Regions from separate parts of the Homo sapiens genome. Here region 1 is linked to region 2. Evidence: chromatin contacts called from ENCODE Hi-C or POLR2A ChIA-PET data. All regions are on one chromosome and are shown on one strand. Each heading gives the region's core, a stretch centred on a gene start or an enhancer-like site at or near the end of the contact. The rest is flanking DNA. Distances are from core to core; before and after follow the strand shown. Region 1 overlaps PHACTR2 (phosphatase and actin regulator 2). Region 2 holds the start of PLAGL1 (PLAG1 like zinc finger 1).

What was found. A loop is a pair of places that touch in the nucleus more often than their neighbours do. ChIA-PET counts read pairs that join two places held with the same protein, here RNA polymerase II (POLR2A). Pooled maps may share reads with other maps.
Region 1: a loop to region 2 is called in a map of PC-9, with 2.7 times the contacts of the local background. The contact joins the enhancer-like site here to the promoter of PLAGL1 in region 2. A Hi-C loop is called at or near these places in 2 of 168 maps with a recorded cell type or tissue (HepG2 and PC-9) and 2 of 50 pooled maps. POLR2A ChIA-PET finds 5 or more read pairs at or near these places in 2 of 52 experiments (BJ and Panc1).

Annotation. Positions count from the first base shown.
Region 1 is chr6:143,742,129-143,748,260 of GRCh38, reverse strand. All of the region lies in intron 2 of PHACTR2 (phosphatase and actin regulator 2), which reads right to left. Among named protein-coding and RNA genes, the nearest start is that of PHACTR2, 67 kb to the right of the region's middle. RefSeq lists enhancers at 210-879, 880-1,549, 1,550-2,220, 3,562-4,231. Within about 2 kb of position 3,187, at least 20 of the 41 ENCODE cell types and tissues checked have a DNase peak (open chromatin) inside an H3K27ac peak, as active enhancers do; they include PC-9 and Panc1, where a contact is called at or near this core.
Region 2 is chr6:144,005,344-144,011,286 of GRCh38, reverse strand. It overlaps PLAGL1 (PLAG1 like zinc finger 1), which reads left to right and starts at 3,028. Exons shown (of 8, transcript NM_001317162.2): 1 at 3,028-3,197. It overlaps HYMAI (hydatidiform mole associated and imprinted), which reads left to right and starts at 3,028. Exons shown (of 1, transcript NR_002768.3): 1 at 3,028-5,943. RefSeq lists silencers at 2,792-2,841, 3,032-3,221, 3,417-3,599.

The DNA.
Region 1 (6,132 bases), core at 1,938-4,437, 260 kb after region 2:
AAAACCCCATCTCCGAAAAATACAAAAATTAGCTGGTCATGGTGGTGGGCACCTGTAACCCCAGCTATTTGGGAGGCTGAGGCAGGAAAATCGCCTGAACCCAGGAGGCTGAAGTTGCAGTGAGCCAAGATCGTGCCATTGCACTCCAGCCTGGGCGACAAGAGCGAAACTCCATCTCAGAAAAAAAAAAATAATAATAATCAGTTTTCACAGACATGTAAAGCCATGGGGATCTTAACATTGATTCTTCCTTCTTCTGGAACAAATGTAAATGCCTGGTAGAACTTTGGAATGGGGCTTGGGAGCTCCGGAGCAGGATCTCAATTGTGTTCCCCTTGAGTGTGTATAGTATTAAATCCTGTGCTCTATATGTCCATGCAACTGCAAAGTCCATTCCTCACTTTCAGGGGCCAAGAAGGTGCGTAAAATTAACATGTGGTCATGTCATCTATTAATCCTGAGTCAACATTTCCCAAAGCGTGTTCTGCAGAACTCTATTTCCTCCAGACCTTCTGTTCAAAAATGCACTTTGATACAGCAGCGAAGGGCCAGATAAGGAGTCTAGGGCACTTTGAAGAGCAGGAAAGCTACACTGGTAGACAACATGCAGCTGCAGTAGCACGAGATTTCTGACGTTCCCCGATTCCTACTCCTGGGCTCATTATCTGCAAATCCTGGAACTGCTCTAGACAACATCGTTTCAACTAAACTAAAGCCATTACCCCAAACCAGGTTCTGACACATCCAAAGGGAGCAGGTGATAACACTAAGAAGACATTTGTGATAACACTAAGAACATGTTTGCTCAGGGGCTCCAGGGCCTCAAGCAAGGACACTGATAGGAGACAGGGTGGGAGGATGCGCCCTGGGCAGCCAGCTTTGTAGTAAGTGCATGAAAGTCTTCCTTAAGTGTTTGCTAATTGCATGTGCCACAGAATAGCAACGCTTAGTCTCTTGAAGAACCTGGATTTTTTTTTCCTTTCTGATAATAGAAATTGTGTATTCCTTTTTAAATCCTGGTTGCTAGAAAGATCAGAGTAAAACTGGATATTTGACACAGATTTCATATGACAATTCGTGGATGGAATCTCTGTTTCCTCCTTCTCTAAAACCTGACTTGACTTATATTTTATGTACAATATATAAGCTCTTTACTGCACATTTTGTCAAACTTTTTTTGGATAGAATCAGAATAGAAACAAACAGGAAAATGAGTGAATGAATGAATAAATGGTCAAAAGAATGACAACGAACAGCTTTGGGTTAAAAAGGAGACATACACAGAAGGCTTCCCTCCCTTCCTTTAGATTCCTCACTGACCCCATTCTTCCTGTATCTTCCAGAAGCAAGTAACAACAGCTCACTTAAAGGTTAGTAATTTCAATGAAAAAAGTTAACCGGGCAAAGAGTCTTTTTTTTTTTTTTAAACTGGGTGTTCTATTATGTAAAAAGAGTGTTGTTATTTAAATACAGTTTCAATTTGTTCGGCCTCTTGTCAAAAAGGAGAGAACTCTTATCAACGGCAGGAAGCCAAAGAACACCCACAGTGACAGGTGGGACACTGCTGGGATTTTGCAGGTGCTTTAGAAGGACCTTGACCACTGCAGCCTCCTACGGATTGTAAAAGCCCATTCATGCTTGACTGGGCTCTGAGGGGTGGCGGGACTCTGTAGACCTCCTCCAACAGTTGTCTTGGCCTCCATTCCTGGGAACAGGCCCAGAGATTCACGGCTGTTCTGCCCTAAACTTAAGGATGAAGGTGGCAACTGCAAGAGCAAGTGCCGCTGGCCTAGGGATCGGGCCACATTCTCGCAAACCAAATGCACTGCCAATTCAGCATTCAATCACGGTGGCTGTCTTCCTAACCGGCCCTTTGCTCATAAGAAACAAAACTTTTACTGGTTTGCTGCTTCTTTAAAATTGCCCAAAACACAAAATGGCTGCCAGGAGTCCTGGATTCTAGTCCTTGAATTCCTACAACTTGTTGAGTGACCCTGGGCAGTCATTTTGAGTTCCTGGGCCTCTAATCCATTATCTGTAAAATAAGGGACACAATTCAAGGATCACTAAGGACAATTCATCCAGCTCAAATGCTGAGTGATCCTGTGTCATTAATCGAGGCTGTCTGTAATCTCTGCTCGGGCACCTTTTAAAACGTTCGTTCTTGCACTAAAAAATCATCCGATAGCCTGAAACATACCAGGTTTCTTATTCTGCCTTTCCATTATGGATCCCGGAGGATTCTTTAGTTTTAGTTTTGAGTTTTGCTTAAATTCTAACTTAGTCTCAGCTAAAAATTCCCCCTTTCTTCCTTGTAAACTAAAAATTCCCCCTCTTTCTTCCTTGTAAACTCTGGAGCTTTGAAGCAGCAGCCTTGGCTTCCTGCCAAGAATCAAAACCAACAGCTTTGTTCTTTTGCTCTACCTCCTATAAACAGGCTCTGATAGGAAAATGCCGTTGGCTATTTGTTTGGTCTTTCGCTGAGAGCGTATTTAACACACAATGCGGATACCTCTGTACAGGGCCAATGAGAACAAACTGCAGGCGACCGAGCACGGAAAGTATGTTGCTGGGGCACAACATTCCAACCACCGCTCTCACAGCAGTACAAGTATCTCATTCTTCACCTTTTAAAATATTTGCCTCTTGTTTATATAGTGCCTGCATGTTTGCAGAGCACATTCACTGGACACTTTTTCATGGGCTCAGAGGGGGTTTGCATTGCAATGAATCTGAGAGGTCATTCTAGTCCAACACACCGCACAAAGCAGGGGCTGTCTCAGAATATTCCTGAGATGTGCTCACCTGCTTAAAATCATTCAGAGGGAAGATGCTCACTTTAAGGCGCAACCCACTTCAGTATCGATCACCCTCATTTTGAGGAAGGTATTCCAGAGAAGGAGTCAAATCGCACTCCCTGTAACTTCTGCGCATCAATCTAACCCAAGCTCTCTGTAGCTCCGGACTAAAGTCAGTTGTTTGTGAGCAGAAAACGGCAGCAGTCGGCTCCAGGTCATCACTGAGAGCCTGCTGTTATTGCAGCCTGCTCGAATCTGATCCCAAGTATCCCACCAGCTGCTCTTTGACTTTGAAGCTTACACCAATCTATGCACAGAAATCTATGCACCACAGCTACAGCACAACCAAGATACTGCCAGGGAAGACGCTAGTGGGGCACAGGTCGCTGAATGTCGTAGCTGAATACAGTAGCTAAGGTGTCTCCATGAAAAGTATTATCGCCAGTTGAGTAAATAAATGACTCATGGCCTCTCACTTTTATCCCAACTGGAAAAGCATAAGAGCTTTTTTTATACCAAGATCAAACAAAGCCATGATTTCTGTTTCACTCTGCATTGGGCTAATTGATGTTTTGACAGTTCAATTCTGATAACAGCAGCGCACACTCTAATTCTCTCTGGGAAGTGAAGGAAACACTGCCCTGTATTTTCCTGACTTCAGGCTTATACTCTGGTAATCTTCCAAAAACTTCCCATGGCTGCCCATCTTACTTCCAACAATCCCTGAACTCACCGCAGCCCCTTAGGCTGTCCCGCCTCCCACGTGCCTGGCTCCTAACCACTTCTTTCTGGCTCTTGGCTTCAATTTCTTGGGGCCCTGCATGGTGGCCTCTGTCCTTCCCAGGAGGCCATATCCCCAGACAACTGCTAGACTCACTCCATCCTGTCCCACAAGTCTCTGCTCAAAGGTCACCTTAGTGGAAGTCCCTTCCCTGAACTCCTGATGTAGAATGGCTATTCCCCTTCCCAACTTTATCTCTTCTTTCCCTGCAAAACCCATCGTCACCTCCTAACATGTGTAAGTATAATCTCATTGAGAACCAAAATTCTGTTTTGCTTACTGCTGTGTCCCCAACGTTGACTTGCAGGCTGTTGGCTTTGAAAAAATATGTGTATTTGTTGAATAAAAGAAAATAGCTAATCATGAGAATGGTATTGTTTCTGCCCCTTCCCAGTCCTCAATTTGGGAAAAAGCAAGTGAGGCTTGTGGCAAAACCCTGAGCGACAAGAATCTTCTGTCTTCTCCCTCCTTAATTCTTGGCTGGGCCAGTCCTAGGGAAAAAAATTCTCAACCTTCTGTCCTATGGATGATCTGAAAAAGTCTCTGTATGCACTGAAGAAGGGAGCTCACAGTCTGTAGACGACAAACACCAGCACCTAGCAGGGTGTAGTACACGACTGGGCTCCTCATAAATTAGAAATGATTTATGATGTCCTTCTGGGCATGGAGAGGTAGCTGTGGAGCTGCACTCAGGAAAAGAGGCTGGAGCATATGCCGCTGGCTTTTTTCTGCGGATACTTGGCTGGGATTTCATATTACTCTGGAAATATCTGTGAGAGTAAATCTTGTAGTCAACAAGTCACTTGTGTTTTTCTTTGGCGAGGAAAGAGAGTCCTAATTCTCAATTCTAACACCATTTAATGACTGGACAAAATAGAAGAGCAAATAGAAGACTATTAAATAAGCGTGCCATGCTATCTTCTCAGTTCTGAGTACTGAATGGCCTCACTGTAAAACTGTGACAGAAACACACAAAACCACTTGTCTTGTGTTGAAAGTGTTCTACAAGAGCCTGGCTCGGCTTTGCCCCTCTTCAATAGCAGTTGCAGAAAACAGAATGTCAGAAAATGGTCTGCTTTTAACAAGATCTTCACTAAGGCAGAGCTAAGTCATTTAAAGAAACAACCGCTTCAATGCCACCCAACAGGACATTTGCAAAAACCTTCCAAAACATCCCAAGAATGTACAGCAGAGATACAAAGCCAACATCCCCACCTAAAAACACTCAGGGGTCTGGCGATTTTTTTGTTTATCTGCTCCAGCCACTCCCCTACTAAAGAATTCTACAGTCTGTGGAACCAGCTGGACTTGGAACGGCAGCCAAGCTTTACAACCCGTCCCAGCGAACCATTTTTCCCATCACTTTCCTTCCATCTCTTTTTTGCAAGCCTGGTGTTAAAGTCAAACTTTACTTCTTGCCATTTCCTAAACATCTGCGGTTCTTCAGCTCCATTCCTTCATGTATTGTTCCTTCTTCCTAGAATTTAGACTGTTTCCCTATCCCTCTCGGGTGAAATCTACCCTAAAATGTTAAGTTCTCTTCACACAGTAGCTCTGCATGGAGATCTCACTATCCTGATGGGCTAGAACTTTGTGTTCCAAAAGCACTTTCAACCAACTTCTCTGTGCCTCAGCGTCCTCATCTGCAAAATGGAGAGATAGCAACTACTTTCCTGGTTCTTTTGGAGACTAAATAGGTTAAACCAAGTAAAATACTGAGACCAGTACCTAGGATCTAGAAAGCATTCAATACATATTAGCTATTAACTATTATTTCTGTTATAGCACTTACTAAGTTGTTCATTACTAAATTCATGTGTATGCGATTGCATAATCACATGATTCTAGTCTAAGCCTTCTGAGGGATGTCGTGTTTATCATGTCATTCCCATAATGCCCAAAATAATATATCGCACAGAGTAGATATTGGGGACCTAAGTGTCTTTTTGGGGGGAAGGAGGAAAGGCATGTCTAGCATCCTCTTCTACTTCTTTTAGAAATGGCCTTCCTGACATTTTTCCTTTGGGAAGCCACATTCCCCCTCTCTTAGTCCATGTTATTTGTAGAAGGCTAACCTCATCCCTGGGCACAAGGCTCTTGGGCTCCTGGGCTTATCCAATCAGAGCCCAGTTTCTCCCTGGCACTGGTGACTGGTTCAGAGAGGGACACATGCTCAAGTTGCAGAAATAAGATCCAGGCCCAAAAAATTTGCTGGAACAATAGGAAAGCAAGGCTTTCTCTTTCTTCTGGAGCTGTTAAAACCAGACAAATATGAGCAAGAGTGGCTAGTGGCCACCTTGCCTCCGCAAGAGGAGAACTGAAGTTAACAACCACAACAACAACAAAAGCCAACAGGGAGGAAATACAGACTCAAAAGAGGGAGCGAGACAGGTTCTTAATGAGATAGCTTGTAAGCACCTGGATCCAACCACGCCTGAAGGTTTTCTGCCCCTGGATTTTTCAGTTACATGAGCCAATGAGTTCTCTCTTTCATTAAGTTTGTCATGATTCATCAGCAGTGAAGAGCCCTGACTAATCAAAAAAGTATCAAAT
Region 2 (5,943 bases), core at 1,779-4,278:
GCCCACTTTTTGATGGAGTTGTTTTTTTCTTATAAATTTGTTTAAGTGCTTTGTAGATTCTGGATATTAGCCCTTTGTCAGATGGATAATTGCAAAAATTTTCTCCCATTCTGTAGGTTGCCTGTTCAGTCTGATGATAGTTTCTTTTGGTGTGCAGAAGCTCTTTAGTTTAATTAGATCCCAATTGTCAATTTTGGCTTTTGTTGCCATTGCTTTTGGTGTTTTAGTTATGAACTCTGCCCATGCCTATGTCCTGAATGGTATTGCCTAGGTTTTCTTCTAGGCTTTTTATGGTTTTAGGTCTGATGTTTTAAGTCTTTAGTCCATCTTGAGTTAATTTTTGTATAAGGTGTAACGAAGCGGTCCAGTTTCAGTTTTCTGCATATGGCTAACCAGTTTTTCCCAACACCATTTATTAACTAGGGAATCTTTTACCTATTGCTTGTTTTTGTCAGGTTTGTCACAGATCAGATGGTTGTAGATGTGTGGTGTTATTTCTGAGGACTCTGTTCTGTTCCATTGGTCCATATATCTGTTTTGGTACCAGTACCATGCAGTTTTGGTTACTGTAGCCTTGTAGTGTAGTTTGAAGTCAGGTAGTGTAATGCCTCCAGCTTTGTTCTTTTTGCTTAGGATTGTCTTGGCTATACGGGCTCTTTTTTGGTTCCATATGAAATTTAAAGTAGTTTCTTCTAATTCTGTGAAGAAAGTCAATGGTAGCTTGATGGGGATAGCATTGAATCTATAAATTACTTTGGGCAGTATGGCAATTTTCATGATAATTGATTCTTCCAATCCATGAGCATGGAATGTTTTTCCATTTGTTTGTGTCCTCTCTGATTTCCTTAAGCAGTGGTTTGTAGTTCTCCTTGAAGAGGTCCTTCACATCTCTTGTAAGTTGTATTCCTAGGTATTTTATTCTCTTTGTCGCCATTGTGAATCAGAGTTCACTCATGTGTTGGCTCTCTTATTTGTCTACTATTGGGGTATAGGAATGCTTGTGATTTTTGCACATTGATTTTGTATCCTGAGACTTTGCTGAAGTTGCTTATCAGGTAACATCTCATGCCAGTTAGAATGATAATCATTAAAAAGTCAGGAAACAACAGATGCTGGAGAGGATGTGGAGAAATAGGAACGCTTTTACGCTGTTGGTGGGAGTGTAAATTGGTTCAACCATCGTGGAAGACAGTGTGGCAATTCCTCAAGGATCTAGAACCAGAAATACCATTTGACCCAGCAATCTCATTACTGGGTATATACCCAAAGAATTATAAATCATTCTACTGTAAAGACACATGCACACGTATGTTTATTGAAGCACTATTCACAATAGCAAAGACTTGGAATCAACCCAAATGGCCATTGGTGATAGACTGGATTAAGAAAATGTGGCACATATACACCATGGAATACTATGCAGCCATAAAAAAGGATGAGTTCATGTCCTTTGTAGGGACATGGATGAAGCTGGAAACCATCATTCTCAGCAAACTAACACAGGAACAGAAAACTAAACACCGCATGTTCTCATTCATAAGTGGGAGTTGAACAATGAGAACACATGGACTCAGGGAGGGGAACATCACACACTGGGGCCTGTTGGGGAGTGGGGGGCTAGTGGGGTAGGGATAGCATTAGGAGAAATGCCTAATGTAGATGACGGGTTGATGAGTGCAGCAAACCACCATGGCATGTGTATACCTATGTAACAAACCTGCCCGTTCTGCACATGTATCCCAAAACTTAAAGTATAATAAAAAAATAAATAAAGCAATTGCCATCTTGTTCTGTTAGGTTTTGAAGGAAGGTGTGAATTGAAAATATTTACCCAACTCACTTTTTATTTATGTATAGAGAAAAACACCAGATCTTCTCAAACATGGCAGCACTCTATAAACCCTCCTTAGGAATATGACTTGAAAATGAAGGAAGTCCATCAAGAACTAAATAAAAATAAAAATTCAGGGATAGATAAGTTACAGTGAATATCAAATTCATTTAAAGATAGAATTAAGACAACATCTGGAAAAATAAAGTTGCAGAGCAATTGCAAATGTTCTCATTGCTAGGAAGCCGAAAGTAACAGAACTAATGGAAATTGAGAGGCAGGGTTACCCCCTAAAGGTAGGTGGAGGTGTATGATGCTAATTAACCTCATCTTTCAGAGCTATGAGACTTTCTAAACCCGAACATGTAGTGAGCTCCTTACACCTCTCTTAATCTTTTTACGTAATGCTTATAGGCCTTTTAAAAAGCACGTCTTTTAGGGAAGAAAGCAATAGAGATTCCCTTCAGTTTATTTTTCTTAAATTCCAGTAACATGAAAAATTTGAAATTATATGAAGCAGACGTAGTGTGATACCGTAATTAGAAAATTACTTCTGTCTACCCTTTCTGCGTCTTCGTTTCTTCAGCTGTGAGACGGGTATTTCTCCCAGTGTTGCTGTGAGGATTACACGTATTTACCTGCAAAGTGCTTAGGACAGTGCCTGGCTCACGGTCAGTGCTCACGTTTGGGCAGCTGCACTTGGGCGCTGCTGGCACAGGAGGTAAGTTAGTTTGGCCTATTGCAGCGTCCCAGCATCTGTCGCGTTTCTCATGTGTGATTGGGCTCTGGCGGCCCATCCTGGCGGAGACTTCGGCTAGCAGGCCCCGCTGCAGACCCCAGGCCGGCTCGGGTCTACCTGCGCCAGCGCTGTACCTGGGCGACCTTGGCTTTGCCCCCACCGGTGACCCGGCCCGCAGGACGTGTGGGTGCCGCTCAGCTCCCCCCGCCTCGGCCGCCGACCCCCAGCTCCCCGGCGGGGCCTCCTCCTGCCACGTGACGCCCCCGCCAGGGGCCCCAGCGCCCTCCTCGCGGCCGCGCCGTTCCGGCTCCCGAGCCCCGCCTGCGCGCGGCCTCCTCGGCGCAGCCATCCTCTTGGCTGCCGCGGGCGGCAAAGCCCACGGCATCTGCCATTTGTCATTCAGCCCGTCGGTACCGCCCCGAGCCTTGATTTAGACACGGCTGGGGCGTGCTCTGGCCTCACTCTCCGGGCGGGTGCTGGACGGACGGACGGACGGGGCAGCCGTGCTCACAGCTCAGCAGCGCGGGGCCTTGGCGCGCGGGGCGCTTCCCCGGGTCGCCGTCATGGCCGCGGAGGTGGCACGCCCGAGCGGCCTCGCCTGAGCTCCGGGGGTCGTCGCCCCGCAGGGTAGGTGTTTGGGTGCTCGCGGCTGCGGCGGGCGGGCTGGGGGCAGCGGTGGCCGTGCATTGCCGCGCTGCGAGGACGGCGCTGGGTTCGCGGCCGCGAGGAGGGTGTGCCTTTGCCGCGCCGCCTACGTGCGGGTCCGGGCTCCGCGGGGCCGGGTGCGGGACCCCGCAGATCGTCACCCGCAACCCAGGCAGCCCCACCGCGAGTGCCGCCGGACCCCCTGGACGCCGCTGCCAGAGGCGTTCGCGCCTATCTGGTATGAGGTCCACAGACCCGATTCTTACAACCTGGCGCTCTAACCTCGCCAACGGGCCAGGAAAAAAACAGAACAAGGAAAAGAAGAAAAAGTCTGTTCCAAGTAATAATGGGACTAGACAGTAACTGTTTGCACTTTCGTCTCTTATGGAAAATATGATTATTTTGATGCTTTAGTATTACAGACTGTATCAGACATACTCTTAAAAGTATTTAAAAACGTGGGGTCCTAAAAATTTCCTAGATCGGGACAGCTGATAATGCGACTTCTGTTAGTCTCCGCATCCAACTTTCAGGGCGGAATGGGGATTTCTACCTTTTACTGAATATACTCCTGTAATTTTGAATATTTTTTCTCATCAAATGTGTTACTTTCATGTTTTAGGAAACCAATAAAAATCAAAAATAGAAACACCCAGCTTAGGTCCTCCTTCTTCCAGGAATCCTCCTCTAACCCCTCCCTCCCAGGCAGGATCGGAGGCCCCTCCCGGGTGCTTTCTGGGGCCTCACTGAGGTCCTGGTCCCCTAAGTCCTCCCCCGCAGCCCCTCCGCGTATTAACCCACCGGTCTCGCTGGGCTCAGAGATTGCTTACTTAGCACATGGTAAGTGATTAATACTGTTTAATGACCGAGGGAAAAGATAAAATGTTCTCTGATGTTTCACGCTTTTCGCTCTGAAGTTAAATAGTGGTAAATTTATATGCGCTTAGATAAGAACATTTAACAGTTAAGGATCTGGAAAAGTTGACGACGTCCGATGTCCGTGTTTCCTGATCCAGCAGTTGCACGCCTGGGTATTCATCCTTAAGAACAATGTTTTTCAGAATTTGAAGTCCATTTTAGTGGGTCGTAAAGTCATTTAAATGGATGATCAGAATTTGTAAAACACAGACGGAGAATAGAACATCAGTGTCTCTCAGGTCATAGGGGTGTTCGCTTTATGAATCTCTCTCCCCCTCCTCAGTTTCATACATACACAAATGTGTGTCATGATGTAAAACGTCATTCCTTAGTATGAGTCATGGACAAAAAAGTTTGAAAGCCACTGCCCTAGATAAATTTTAATACATGTCCACAAGCAGACGTGTACAAGAAGGTTGACTGTAATGGCAGAAAACTGGATGCCGCCTTCATGCCTACCTGAAGGAGAAAGATAAATTATACACCACTCATAAAAAGGGCACACTGTACAGTGGCCAATGAAGTATTTTTGTGTTTCAACACAAATGCCTTTCAGTGTTGAACCAAAAAAAAAAAAAGTTGCCGGAGAATGCTGTGTGATATCTTCTATGTAAAATTCAGAACCTGGTGGAGCAAAGCTGTTGTTTAGGGATGCATGTATAGGCATTAAAAGTAGTAAAGAAAAAAAGTCAAGCTAATGGTCATCTCCTAGTGGGGAGGAGAGGGTCAGGGGCTCAGAGATGCTGGAAATGCTTTATCGCCTGACCTGTGCAATGGTTACATGGGTGTTTGCTTTGTAACTCTTTGTTAAATGATACACACTGGGTTTGAATGTTACATTTCCCCCCAAATATGTTAAAATATGGGTGTTGCAAACTGAAGAAGCCTGAGTCTAGGGCTCTCCGTCTGTTATTCTTATTTCCTGGCTTCTTTTTAGAAAAAAAAAATCTTGCTCAGGGAGGAGTACCTAGGGAATTTATCAGTAATGTTTTATTTCATAAATTCCATGGTGGACATACCAGTATTCATTAAATTATTCTTTATGTATTCTTATAACTTAATTTATAATATTTCAAAAAGCATTTAGGAGAAAACATCATTTGGTGTGTTTGCTTTCCCAAAAGTCACATTTACATGTTTTGTACACAACTGGAATATTTTATATAGTAATTTTAGCTAAAATCAAATTTTGTTATGAAAAACGAAATACTAAAAAGTATATAAAAATCACAGAACTTTACAGACTTTCAGCGTTTTAAAATGCTAACATATTGTATTTACCTCAATAATTTCTGTTCCTCAGTTCTTTCAGGCCACATTTTTAGTGCTCAATAGCCTCATATGACTTTAATATTTTATTATATTTTATTATGTTATATATTTTACATTATACATTATAGAACAGAATATTTCCATCATTGCAGAAATTTATATTGGAAAACATTCTGGATACAAATATTTGTTATATACTTGCAGATATTAAACTGTAGACATTAATCCTTATGCTTTTTGTCTTAAGATACTCTACTATTAATGAAATGTATTCTGAATATTTTTCTAAGAATTTTTAAGTTTATGTTTTGTCCACATTTTGTTCTTTAATTTACCTGAGACATGTATATATTGAGATGTATATATTTTATGTTATGAGATCAAGCTTAATTAATTTTCAGATTCCCACATGAAAAGGTAATTGTCCCAATATCAGTGATTAGCAGTGCCACTTCTGTCACATACAGTACCCAGATATGTTTGGGCTTATTTCCAGGCTGTTAATCCTGGTTTATTTGTCATTTGAAAATACTGCAGA